Linked DNA regions of Mus musculus: region 1 is linked to region 2. A link is a loop called in an ENCODE intact Hi-C map of the cell type or tissue named here. Cell type or tissue: left cerebral cortex. All regions are shown on one strand. Links, peaks and the distances in the headings refer to the core of each region. The heading gives the core; the rest is flanking DNA.

Region 1 (5,791 bases), core at 494-5,493, 1.1 Mb before region 2:
TAGTAATATTTCTTTTATGAATGTGGGTGCCCTTGCCTTTGGGGAGTATATATTCAGAATTGAGACATCATCTTGATAGACTTTTCCTTTGACTAGTATGAAGTATCATTTTTCATCTCCTTTGATTAATTTGGGCTGGAAGTCTATTTTATTAGATATTAGAATGGCACTCCAGTGTGCATCTTAGGTCCATTTGCTTGGAAAACCTTTTCCAGCCCTTAGTACTATGAGGTAAAGTCTATCTTTGATGTTGAGGTGTGTTTTTTGTATGCAGAAGAATGATGGATCCTGTTTTTAATCCATTCTGTTAGCTTGTGTCTTTTATTGGGGAATTGAGTCCATTTATATTGAGAGACATTAATGACCAGTGACTGCTAATTACTGTTATTTTGTTTTTGTTGTTGGTTTGTGTGTGTGTGTACACTTCCCTTCTTTTGGTTTTGCTGGTGTGAGATTATTTATTTCCTGTGTTTTTGAGGATGTAGTTAACCTCCTTGATTTGGAGTTTTTTTTTCCTAGTATCTTCTGTAGAGCTGGATTTGTGGATAGATATTGTTTGAATTTATTTTTTCTAGTATTTTCTATAGGGCTTCATTGGTAGATAGATACTGTTTAAATTTGGCTTTGTTATGGAATATCTTGTTTTTCCGTGTATGGTGATTGAAAATTTTGCTGGGCTAGCAAGTAGTCTGAATCTCTTTGAGTCTGCAGGACATCTGCCCAGGCCCTTCTGGCTTTTAGAGTCTCTGTTGAAAAGTCGGGTATAATTCTAATAGGTCTGCCTTTATCTGTTGCTCTTTTCCCTTCTAGTTTTCAGTATTCCTTCTTTGTTCTGTAGTTAAGTGTTTTGATTACTATGTGGCAGTAATCAAATGGGATGGGACAGGACTTTCTTTTCTGGTACAATCTATTTAGTGTTCTATAAATGTATAAGTGCTTTATACATTCATAGTCTTGTCCTTCTTTAGGTTAGGAAAATTTTCTTCTATGATTTTGTTGAAAATATTTTCTGGGCCTTCTCCTCCTATTCCTATTATTCTCAGGATTTATCTTTTCATAGTGTCCTAGATTTCCTGAAGTTAGATTTAACATTTTCTTTGACCAGTGTTTCTATTTCTTCTATCATACCTTCAATGCCTGAGATTTTTCTTCCATTTCTTATATGCTGTTGGTGATGCTTGTGTTAGTAGGTCCTGTTCACGTATCTGGATTTTCCATTTCCAGAATTCCTCAGTTTGTGTTTTCTTTATTACTTCTATTTTCATTTTTAAGGTCTTGAACAATTTTATTTCTTTCCTTCAACTTTTTTTTTGGCTTTCTTTAAAGGATTTATTTCTTAAATACATTTACTTCAATAGTTTGTTTGTGTTTTCCTGTATTTATTTAAAGGATTTCTTTATTTAATCTTTTAGGACCACTATCATCTCCATAAAGTTAGTTTTAAGTTCATTTTCTTGCATTCAGTGGTGTTAGAATATTGAGGGCTTGCTGTGATAGGATAGCTGGGCTCTGGTGGTGACATTTTGCTCTGGCTGTTGTTGATTTTGTTCTTACACTGGCATCTAGCCATCTGTGTTTGTGGTTATCATATGTCTAGGTCCTGATTTCTGAGTTTATATTTGTTATATATGTTTTGTTCCTTGGTTCTTGTTTCCAGTTTGGTCTTTGTGGCTTGGATTTCTGTCAGACAGCATAACCTCTGGTCCAGCAAGGAGTCTCTGTCTGAGTTGAGTGCTAGACCTCTGGCAGCTAGTGTGACCTTGGCCCAACAGTGGGGCTCTAACCGAGTTTGTGGTGGGGCACAGTGATTAAGAGGGGAGTGGTGATTGTAGATAGTGGGGGTCATGAAGACAGTGGAAGAGGTCTGTGTGTGGGTCTTCTATTGGGGTTCTGGCAGCCAATGTGGTCTCTAGTCCAGCAAGTAGTTTCTGCCTGAGTTGGGGACTGGAGTTCTGGCAGCTGGTGTAGACTCTGGTCCAGCAGTGAGTCTCTCTGTCTGAGTTTGCCTATCTGTTCTTCCGGCAACCATGGAGGAGACAGATAAGCAAACCCTTCCTTCTACTCAACCTAATTGGGATCCCAACACTAATGAACCTCTAGATGCCCACTGTCATGCCTTCCTGACTAGAATGAGAACCACTGGAAAGCCAATTAATCTCTCTAAGGTCTCTGAAGTTCTCCAAGGAAGTGAGGAATCCTGTGCTGGTTTCTTGGAGTGACCCCTCAATGCTGAGTAAGAATATATCATGATTAATCTGGGGGCCCTAGAAAACTAGCAATCTATGAACATAGCCTTTGTGATGCAGTCAGCCTCTGATACTCAAAAGATGTTACAAAAGTTGGAGGAAGTCAGGTCTGAAGTCATGAACGTAGTGCAAAAAGTCTTTAGTATTAGGGAGATCAAGGAGAGAAGAAAAACAGGGACAATAGGAACAGAAACAGGGACAAAAATTGTGCAAAGAGAGAGTCACAAAGCGTATGCTGATAAAGTAAGTTTAAATAGTAACCTTGCAAAAGATCATAACTTTATTTTACAGAATATATTTAAATTTTTGCTAGGCATGTTTTGTTTTAGAAAAGGTCTATGTAGCATAGGTTGGCCTTAGACTCAGTATATAGCTGAGGATGACCTTAAATTCCTGATCATCCTACTTCCACCTCCGAGTGCTGGACCTATAGGCACTGCCACACCTGTCTTAATATTTTTGCACTTTCATTTTTTAATATAAGTATCTCAGTACCTGAAACTGAAAACATTTTTCCATTTTTGAGTATATGACAAGGAAGTCATTGTTTTTGTTTGTTTGTTTTTCCTCTATAGATCTTGGATTCTTACAGCACTGTTTACTGAAAGGCCTGCCCATTTTCCTACCCCTGAATACATCATTCTCTAGATGGATGCATGGTATATATCAAGTTTACACAGAGTATTTCTAGGCCTTCTGATTTGATGTTTGGATTCGTTTCTCTAATTTTAATCAAATATGACATGTTTTCTTCTAAGATATGTTGTGATGGGCAGAACAGTCAAGTACTAAGAATGCTACTGTGTAGGTGATGGTAGCTTTTAGATAGAATTCCTGACACTGGAATTAGCATGCCTTGCTTGTGGGTGCCAGGCTCCATGCACCCTATCCCTAATGAGGCAGACACTGAACACTTGCACAAGATGAACTACAAATATCTGACGGTGAGTATGTGGCCTCTCACCCCTTCCCACTGGCTAACATCATACAGATGGAGAGATCCAGGACTGCATGTGATAGAGCCGACACAAACCTCAGTCTTGAAGGTAGAAACAGAATCACGGAGGGTAGGTAAAATGGACAAAATTGTGTTTCTCAGCAGTTGGAAGAAGAGAAGAAAAACTGTCAAAACTTGATTTGGAAATTTGAGTCCCTGCTCTGCTGCATCAACACTGGGCAAACCAGTAAAGCTCCTCTGAGCCTGTTTCCTTCCCTGTAGTTGGGCAAATACTGAGGCTACATGAAAGAGCTTTTATGCATTTGAAATATAAATAAAGAAAATATCTAATAAACAAGATTTAAAAAGGAGCTTTTATGAAGATTAAGATACATCAGCAAAATAACAATCGGTTTTTGTTATTTTATCATTCATAGTATTTGTTGATTCCTTAGTATGCACTTTGTGTATGTTTAATTTGATTTTCAGGTCAACCCTGGGTAGATGAAATGGTACTCTATTTTCATTGAGAAGATCAGCGGGTCTGGCTGCTTTTCATCCCATACCAGGCTGCCCTAGAAATCATGAAAAGGGAAGAAAGGTCCTGTGCCCAAGGAAGGCACATCCTCTACCATGATAGGAAAGTCCTGTTTAGCCGAGGTGCACTTAGGTGGGGGGGGGGGCTGGACTAAGATCCCATCCCATCTGTATTAATCTCATCATTGGGACCTTCAGCTTATAAGGCCCTGGAAAATCAGTGTGCAGTGGCATTTCTGGGTTGGACCATCCTAACAGCTCAGGTCTTCTACTGCCTTCCCCTCATGAGACCCTTCCATGCACCCTAGGACCCTGCTAACAGCATCCTGAGGGGGAAAGATGCTACCTTCATGTGGCACTCATTAGGCATGTGAGTCTCGAGAAAGCATCTTCCTTTTGTCTCTTTTTCTTGTGCCCCCTTCCCATTGCTAGGTCATTCCACCTGGGACCTGGTTTTCTCTGCTTAGGATTCTCAGAGACAGCATAGAACAACTCACTTAGGCATCGTCCTTAGTTCCACAGTGACTGGAGAGAATGAATACACTAGACTTCATAATCCTCATGTGAAAAACGGGATTGCTGGGCTGGAGAGATGGCTCAACAGTTAAGAGCACCAACTGTTCTTCCAGAGGTCCTGAGTTCAATTCCCAGTGACCACATGGTGGCTCACAACCATCTGTAATAGAATCTGATGCCCTCTTCTGGTGTGTCTTAAGAGAGCAATGGTGTACTCATATACATAAAATAAATAAATAAATCTTTAAAAATAAAGAAAAACGGGGTTGCTAAACTCCCTCGTTACTCTCATGGAATTAATGAGAGGTAGAACAGGGGATGGGGTGTGAGGACTTTTTTTTTTCTTCAATAGTTAAATGTCACAAAGCATTATTATTTGGTTCATTAAAAACATGGGTTACTTTTTGGATTGCAGCTCCCTAAACTCTTCCTTCCTGGGAGGGCTAATTTCTGAGGTCCCTAGAGAGTGATGCTATGGTGGATGGAGCCCCACAGTGGGATGATCTCATCTCCATTTTACTTCTTTCCTCATGTATGACCCCGCCTTGCTCCCTGGGACTAGGGCCTGTACAGTGCCTCCCTCTCTCCTTTCTCTTCCAGAGAAGCCTTACCTAGCTCAGGACTTGCAACAGGTAAGTGAGTACTCCTGGGAGCTCCCTTTTGCTCCTTGAGAAGTCACTGGAGCTGCTACCAAATGAGAAAGAATCTTATTTCAGAGGATTCAAGTCTTGTTTAGATAACCCATTGAATGAAACAAAAAGCTGGGCAGGGGTGGGTAGTCACCCTTGCCAGGGCCCTTCTGTCATCTGGCAGATTCCCTGGGTGAAACCTGCTTACTTATTGTTTCTAATGGGGGATGAGCACATTCAGAGAATCCAGCCTTTCTGCCTGGACCCAGCCATCTTGACTTCATCAGAGGGCCTGACTGAGACTCTCCATCAGACCCTTAGAGTTTGGTTGGGACATCAGAGAGTCCTTAAGGCTCAATTTAAGAAGGCCTGCATCTCAGGCTGGATGCATGAGAATGGCAGGAGGACTTTCCTGCCAAGATCACTACAGTAGCCTTGTGTGAGACCAACCTCTTGGATGTACAGACCTAGCTCATCCCAGAATCTTGGGAATGACAAGTAAGTTCCACCTGCACAGAACAGAGGTCATGGGATTCTCTGTGAGCTTCACTCTTCTGGTTTGGCCTTATTTATTCATAGGGCCTTGCCCTCCTAATTGACAAATTTTGGGGGGCTGTTTGGGAAAAAAAATCATGCGTGAATAAGTCAGTTGTTTGAATTCTTCCTAATGAGTCCTTAGAAACATCTCATAGAAACAAAGATTAAAAAATCCCACAGCAGTGCATCTGTGCCTTTCACTCAAGCTTGTACTTCCTATAAACACATCACTTTCTCATTTTGCATAGTTTCTGGCTCAGCCAAGAGACCTCCTCAGCCCCTTCAGCCCAGTCCAGTGTCCCTTCTCACTGAAGTCATGTTGGTCTCGTGGCTTTAGTTCTAAAGTTCATTCAGCATTTATTTTGGAAATACTGAAAATCTACTGCATA
Region 2 (5,791 bases), core at 383-5,382:
CTAGGTCTTCCCAAGGTGCTCAGATCAGCCTGGAGTTCTTTGACCACATCACACAGGCAAAGGGGCCCATATAGCCACACTGTGCTGGAGAAGAAGCCTGACCAACAGACTAAGATCCTCCTATTTGCCAGGGAGAAGCCCATTGGCTGTGGACCCAGAGTAGCCATTCTGGAACCACTGCCCCCTCCCCAGCCCTCCCCCCAAGAAGCAAGCCTGAAGGACAAACACACAGCCTGTGGTTGAGTGTCACCACTCAGGAATGCTCAACCACAAAGCACCTGAGATATTGCATCACCTTGGCCTCAGGGATTTCCCAGTCTGGCCCCACCTAGGAAGTCCCAGGAAGAGAGCATGAACTCAGGGGTGCAGGATTGATGTCTTGGGGTGGCCCACGTGCTGGATTTCACTGAGCCACCACTGCACTTCCAGACCTAAGCTGCAGCCTTCCCAGAGTTGAGGCTGGAGCCCTGTGGGCTCCTCAGAAGTGCACCACGTTTCCCCAGCCCCCACATCTGCTGCGGGGCCCCACCTCAGCCTTGCCCATCTTGGCAGCCAGCTGCAGTGGTGTGAGCCCATCGTTGTTGCGCATGGTCTCCAGCTCCCAGTTGCCACTCCTCAGCAGGATCATGTCATACATGCGCTTAACGAAGTCATTCTGAGTCTTGAAGTCCTCAGCCACTGTCACCAGCGCGTGCAGGATGTTGTTTCCCCGGGAATCCTGGGAAGTGATGTCTGTCTGCTCATTCTCCATCAGCAGCTGCACAATCTCAGGCTGGTTAGTACACGCTGCCAAAGCCAGGGGTGTCTCGCCTGGGGGGAGGGGAGTGACTGAGCTCAGTCCTCTCATAGGCCAAAAGCAATATCCTCCAGGCCGCAGTCCCAGAGGCCCAGATGCTGGCCATCACAGCGGCACTGACCCCTGAGGCTCCCTGACCACCTCCCCTTTGCTCAGTGAAGACTGAAGTGGGTTTACACCATAGCCACCTGTGCTCCCTGCTCCCCACTGACTTTCCAACACTCTGCTCAGCAGAGGAGCAGAACATCTCCTCTAGGTCCCCCACTTACCCAGCACCCTGCACAAAGCCCTCTCTCTCATCCTCTCACCCATGCTCACACCTCTCCTGTCACAATGGCCTCCTTACTCCAACAAGAGACATTCTCTAAGCTCTGGGCCTTTGCATACACTGCTATGCTTCCTGCAGCTGCTCCGCGCTGACCATTCCCAGTCTTCGCTCAGATCCCACCTTCTTGGTGACTCACTCTCAATGCCCTATTTAGATTTATAAACCCTTCCACCCACCCAGACAAAACTCTGGGTTCTTCTCCCTCTTTTTACTCCCACCTGTGCCCTCTCTTTATTCCACCCAGCAAATGTTTCCCAACTCTGGCTTTAATTAGGTCCTAGGCTGGGCAATGAGGACACATGACTGACCGAGCAAGAAGCTGTCCTCAAAGATTCCCAGACTCATCTGGTCCTGCTGACTAAAAACCCAAAGGTGGGGAAGATGGCTCAGTGGGTAAGACTGCTTGCTGTGCAAGCATGAGGAGCTGGGTTCAAATCCCCAGCACCCATGTAGAGAGCTGGGCATGGTTGGCACAGGTGCAGAGACAAAGTCTCTGGGGCTTACTGGCCACCCACCTAGTTCCACCACATTTTGACTCAAGGGAAAAGGATGAAAAGTAATGCAGGGAACACCAGTGTCCCCTCTGTCCTCTGTGCCCACATTCACATACACCTCACGTATAAACCGTACATACACAAGAGAGACAGAGAGACACAGAGCAGTGACAGTCAGGCCCAGTGGGGCTTCCAACCACCCATCCTGACTGGGATGGTGGTGGCATAAAAGTAACAAAACTGTACACTAAAATGGGTGGATTTCACTATACCTAAAGTACACATTTTTTTTTAACCCAAAGAATTTGTAAAGGCAATGTAAACATTGTCAGAAGAGGGGGAAAGATGTTTGTGCCAATTCTAACCTCCCACCAAAACATACACACATACATGTACATGAACACATACACACATACATGCACACGCGCACACACACACACACACACACAGAGAGAGAGAGAGAGAGAGAGAGAGAGAGAGAGAGAAATGAAACAGTAAATAAACCAGGTTTGAAGGAAGGACATTACAGAGTCTGTCCTTTTGTTTGACCACAAAGTTCTGGAGGTTCTGGAACCTCAGGCTTACACAGAAGCTCCCCCTGTAAGGACATCTTTCTAACACACACAACAAAACTGGGTTTGGATTGCTGCGCTGTCAGGGATTCTCCCCCTTCACTCTGCCAGTCTGTCCAGATGTCACACACACACACACACACACACACACACACACACACACACACACACGTCTTTATTCTCTCTGCAGGTGTGAGCCCTACTGCTACCAGGTAGTACTGTCAGGCAGGCTCCTCCACCTGACTCAGCACCAACCCAGTCGTAATGCACATGCGCGCACGGAGGAGACTCTGTGTTGTAGCACCCCTGTGTGGTAGGGCTGGTCGCAGCAGAGCACAGGACAGAAAGCCCCTCCTCCTCCTCTCTCCCCCATCTTCCGCTCCTGCGGCATCACCTACCAAAATAGAAGCCTTCATGCTGGTATTTGGGGTTGAAGAAGACCCCCTTGGCGTGAGCATTGACGTCAGCACCCGCTGCTATAAGCACTGCTGTGATGTCTCCCTGGCGCCGCTCGATGGCGATGTTCAGCGCTGTCTGCCCTGTAAATAGCCGGCATGGGTGCTCAAGGACCTAGGACAACCTAAAGCTGATCTTGGAGTCCCCTTGACTCCAGGTGGCAGTAGCTGACTGAAAATACTAAGGGTGTAGATACCATGTATGGGGATACCCTGTTGATACCAGTTGAATTCTGGGAAAGCAGGAATGAGCTGCACCCCGCAACAGAGAAAACCAGAGCAGGGGTACCCATGACCTGCTGCAAAAGCAACAGCAAGGGCTTGGTAAAGAGGCTAGGGAAGGCTGAAAAGGAGGATGTGTGGCCAGGACAGAAAAGCCTTACTACAGGGACAAATAAGGTTAGTACATTAACTCTATCAAAAATGTGTTCAACCTCTCCATGGGGGAAATCGACCATGAGCAACAAACTCCAAACTTGCCCTCAAAAGGATTTCACTAGGCAGGTCTATTGGCCCAGTTATTCAGCAGACAGGGGCAGGAAGATCAAGACTATCTGGGCTGTGAAGTGAGTTCAAGGCCAACCTGAATAACTTAGTGAGACTGTAGCTCAAATGTTTTTAAGAAGAGGTGGGGATATAGCTCCATGGTCCAAGCACTTCCCAGGACCGCCACCCCAAAATTGAAGGGATCTTGTGCCATAGGATCCTGAACTATAAACAAAAAGAAAGAAAAGCACAGAAGGGGTGGGGGGAGGCAGGACAAGTAAGCCTCAGACACTTGTCTGAACCTCCGCAGGACTGGTGTCTGCTCTCAAGTGACAGACTGAGAACAGGATGTGGCTCACTTTCACTCTTTTCGTTCAGCCATCAATCACAGCAATTCCTCCCCGGGGTTCCCGCCCCTCCTCCATAGTGCCATGACTTTCCCTTGTGAAAGTATGTAGAGTTCAAATAATAAATCAAGATTGCTTTACCCATGAGGAGGGTTAAAGACCCCTATCTGAGCCCCTCCCCCACCCAGAAAAGTTGAGGTGTTTACACCTCCTGGCATGTCAGCAAGACAGCTGATCATGAGCTAATCACTCCTAGTAACTGTGACAAGCTGTGTACTGACTCCAGAGACTCAGGGCATAGCCCGTTAACAGTTCATAGTGTGTTTCCTGGTCAGGGAAACAAGGTATTAAATTATATTCCCTGGCTCCACAAAACCAGACTGAAATGGGACCGCTTCTATCATTCATGACTGCAGGGCTGACTGCTGGCTTTGCTGGCCCCCTACCCAGCTCTCCAGCCTCATCTCCAGGCTTCTGCTTCCTTCTTTGTTCGCTTCTTTGCTTTGTGGTTCTTGAGAATCTAACAGTGTCTTGCACATGCTAGGGAAGCTCTCCTCAATTGAATAACACCCCCAGGCCGTGCCATCTTCCTAGTGTCAAATCCAACAAGCCCTGGCCCATCTTGGGGCTCTGACCCTGACCCTGCTCTGAATCCTTCCCATCAGGTAAGCTTTGGTCAAGCCCACCACTGTACAGTTGCTCACCCCAGTCACTTTCTGTCACATTACATCATCTTTACTTCTGTTCCTGGCACATTCCATATAAAGTCGTCTTTTTACAAGCATCAAGGTTTCCTGACTTGTTCACCCACGCTCAGCATTATTTACAGGGAAAAGAAAGGCTAAGATGGGTGCCTGCTACATATTTGACTTCTCCATAGCCAAAGTGCCTCTGTGAGGCAAGATGGGCTGTATCTGTAGCCACACCCACCTTGGGAAATCCCAACCTCTTCCCCTTGCCCTTAGGTTGCCTCTGCCTTCAGGTACCTTCATAGGCCTCTTCCGTGTACTCAGCGTTGATGAACCTGTCCAGGATGTCGTTCTCCTCAGCGAAGGCAAGCAGAATCCGCACGATCTCTTTGGTGTTGGGATTGATGTTGAGCAAAGCCTTCATCAGGCAGGTCTTCCCGGTGTCTGAGGCTGTCAGCTTGTGCATGAGGAAGTCTACAGACAGTCAAGGATAAAGGCGGGGGAGGAAGGACAGACGGAAGTCTGCAGACAGTCAAGGATAAAGGCGGGGCAGGAAGGACGGACGGAACAGTGGAAGCTGCAGCCTCACACCTTGGAAGCATGCCCGCTACCCTGCACTGGGGGCTCCCAACCCTGTGCTACCAGATCCTCTTTTTTTCCTCTCCCCAGTCCTCCTCCAGCTCCCTTCCTGGCTTGCTATTCAAGGCTCGCTACCATCTGGCAGAAAGACAATGTCACCTGAAGCCGAGCTGCCCATGTTGGTGCCCCATCATATCCCTCCTCGTGGTCTAAAAGTGCATCTCGGCACCTCCCCGTCAACCTTCTTCTCCCCTTGATCCCCCAACAGCTATGGACTCCCAAAGCCTTTAATTCCCGTCAATGCCCGAGGAACACCCCCCTCCCCCAGTCCCCAGGCCTGCTTCAGAGTCCCAACACTTTAGAACAACAACCCTCTCCAGATTTACTCCACACAGTAGCCAGACCACGCCCTCTTACTGCCTAAACCCATCCATGACTCCCCGTGGTCCTCTAAGTCAAGCACAAGATTGCTATCCCAATATCCAAGGTGCCTCATGCTCCAGCCCCACAAGAGATGGAGCAGGGTTCAAGCCAACCCAACCATGGTCCCTGGGGCCTGCACTTTATGCCAGGGTCGGGCACTGACCAGGCACATCCAGGCCGCGGCGCCTCCTGCAGAGGTCCTGCAGATCCTGTAGGAGTTCCCGCAGCTCCTCCACGCAGCCCTCGGACACAGCCGCGAAGATGCGCTTCTTCAGTCGCTTCTTCTTCTGCCTCTGTTCTTCCTTGGCCAGGTTTGCGCTAAGACCAGAAGGCATTGTGAATTCATCCTGCATTCGCCTCCCACTCCTACTCTCTTCCTCTCCACCACCAGAGCTACTAGTTTCCGGGCCACTGCTCCAACTCCTATGCCTCCTACATCTTTGCCGATGCCCATGTTTGTGTTCTGTGTTTGGTCAAGCTCCTCTTCCAATCCATATGTAATCACTTTGATCAGAATACACCTGCATACACATGGGGATGATCAAAAAGGATTTGTCTAGCCGGGCGTGGTGGCGCACGCCTTTAATCCCAGCACTTGGGAGGCAGAGGCAGGAGGATTTCT

Evidence for each region. A loop is a pair of places that touch in the nucleus more often than their neighbours do. Peaks named below come from ENCODE experiments on the same cell type or tissue, not always from the same donor. Only the 100,000 strongest peaks of a DNase experiment are listed, where the experiment ranks them.
Region 1: a loop joins it to region 2, with 3 times the contacts of the local background. A loop is called at or near these places in 5 of 42 quality-filtered maps.

The regions. Positions count from the first base shown.
Region 1 is chr11:74,351,643-74,357,433 of GRCm38, reverse strand. No RefSeq gene overlaps it. Among named protein-coding and RNA genes, the nearest start is that of Olfr411, 6.9 kb to the right of the region's middle. In left cerebral cortex, for the core only: no CTCF peak of the experiment used is centred there; no DNase peak of the experiment used is centred there.
Region 2 is chr11:73,278,612-73,284,402 of GRCm38, reverse strand. Trpv3 (transient receptor potential cation channel, subfamily V, member 3) reads right to left here. Exons shown (of 18, transcript NM_145099.3): 5 at 5,333-5,487; 6 at 4,465-4,641; 7 at 2,589-2,729; 8 at 530-810. Among named protein-coding and RNA genes, the nearest start is that of Trpv3, 14 kb to the right of the region's middle. In left cerebral cortex, for the core only: a CTCF peak has its summit at 2,567; DNase peaks (open chromatin) are centred at 852, 1,254 and 2,624; H3K4me3 peaks cover 382 bases; H3K27ac peaks cover 887 bases.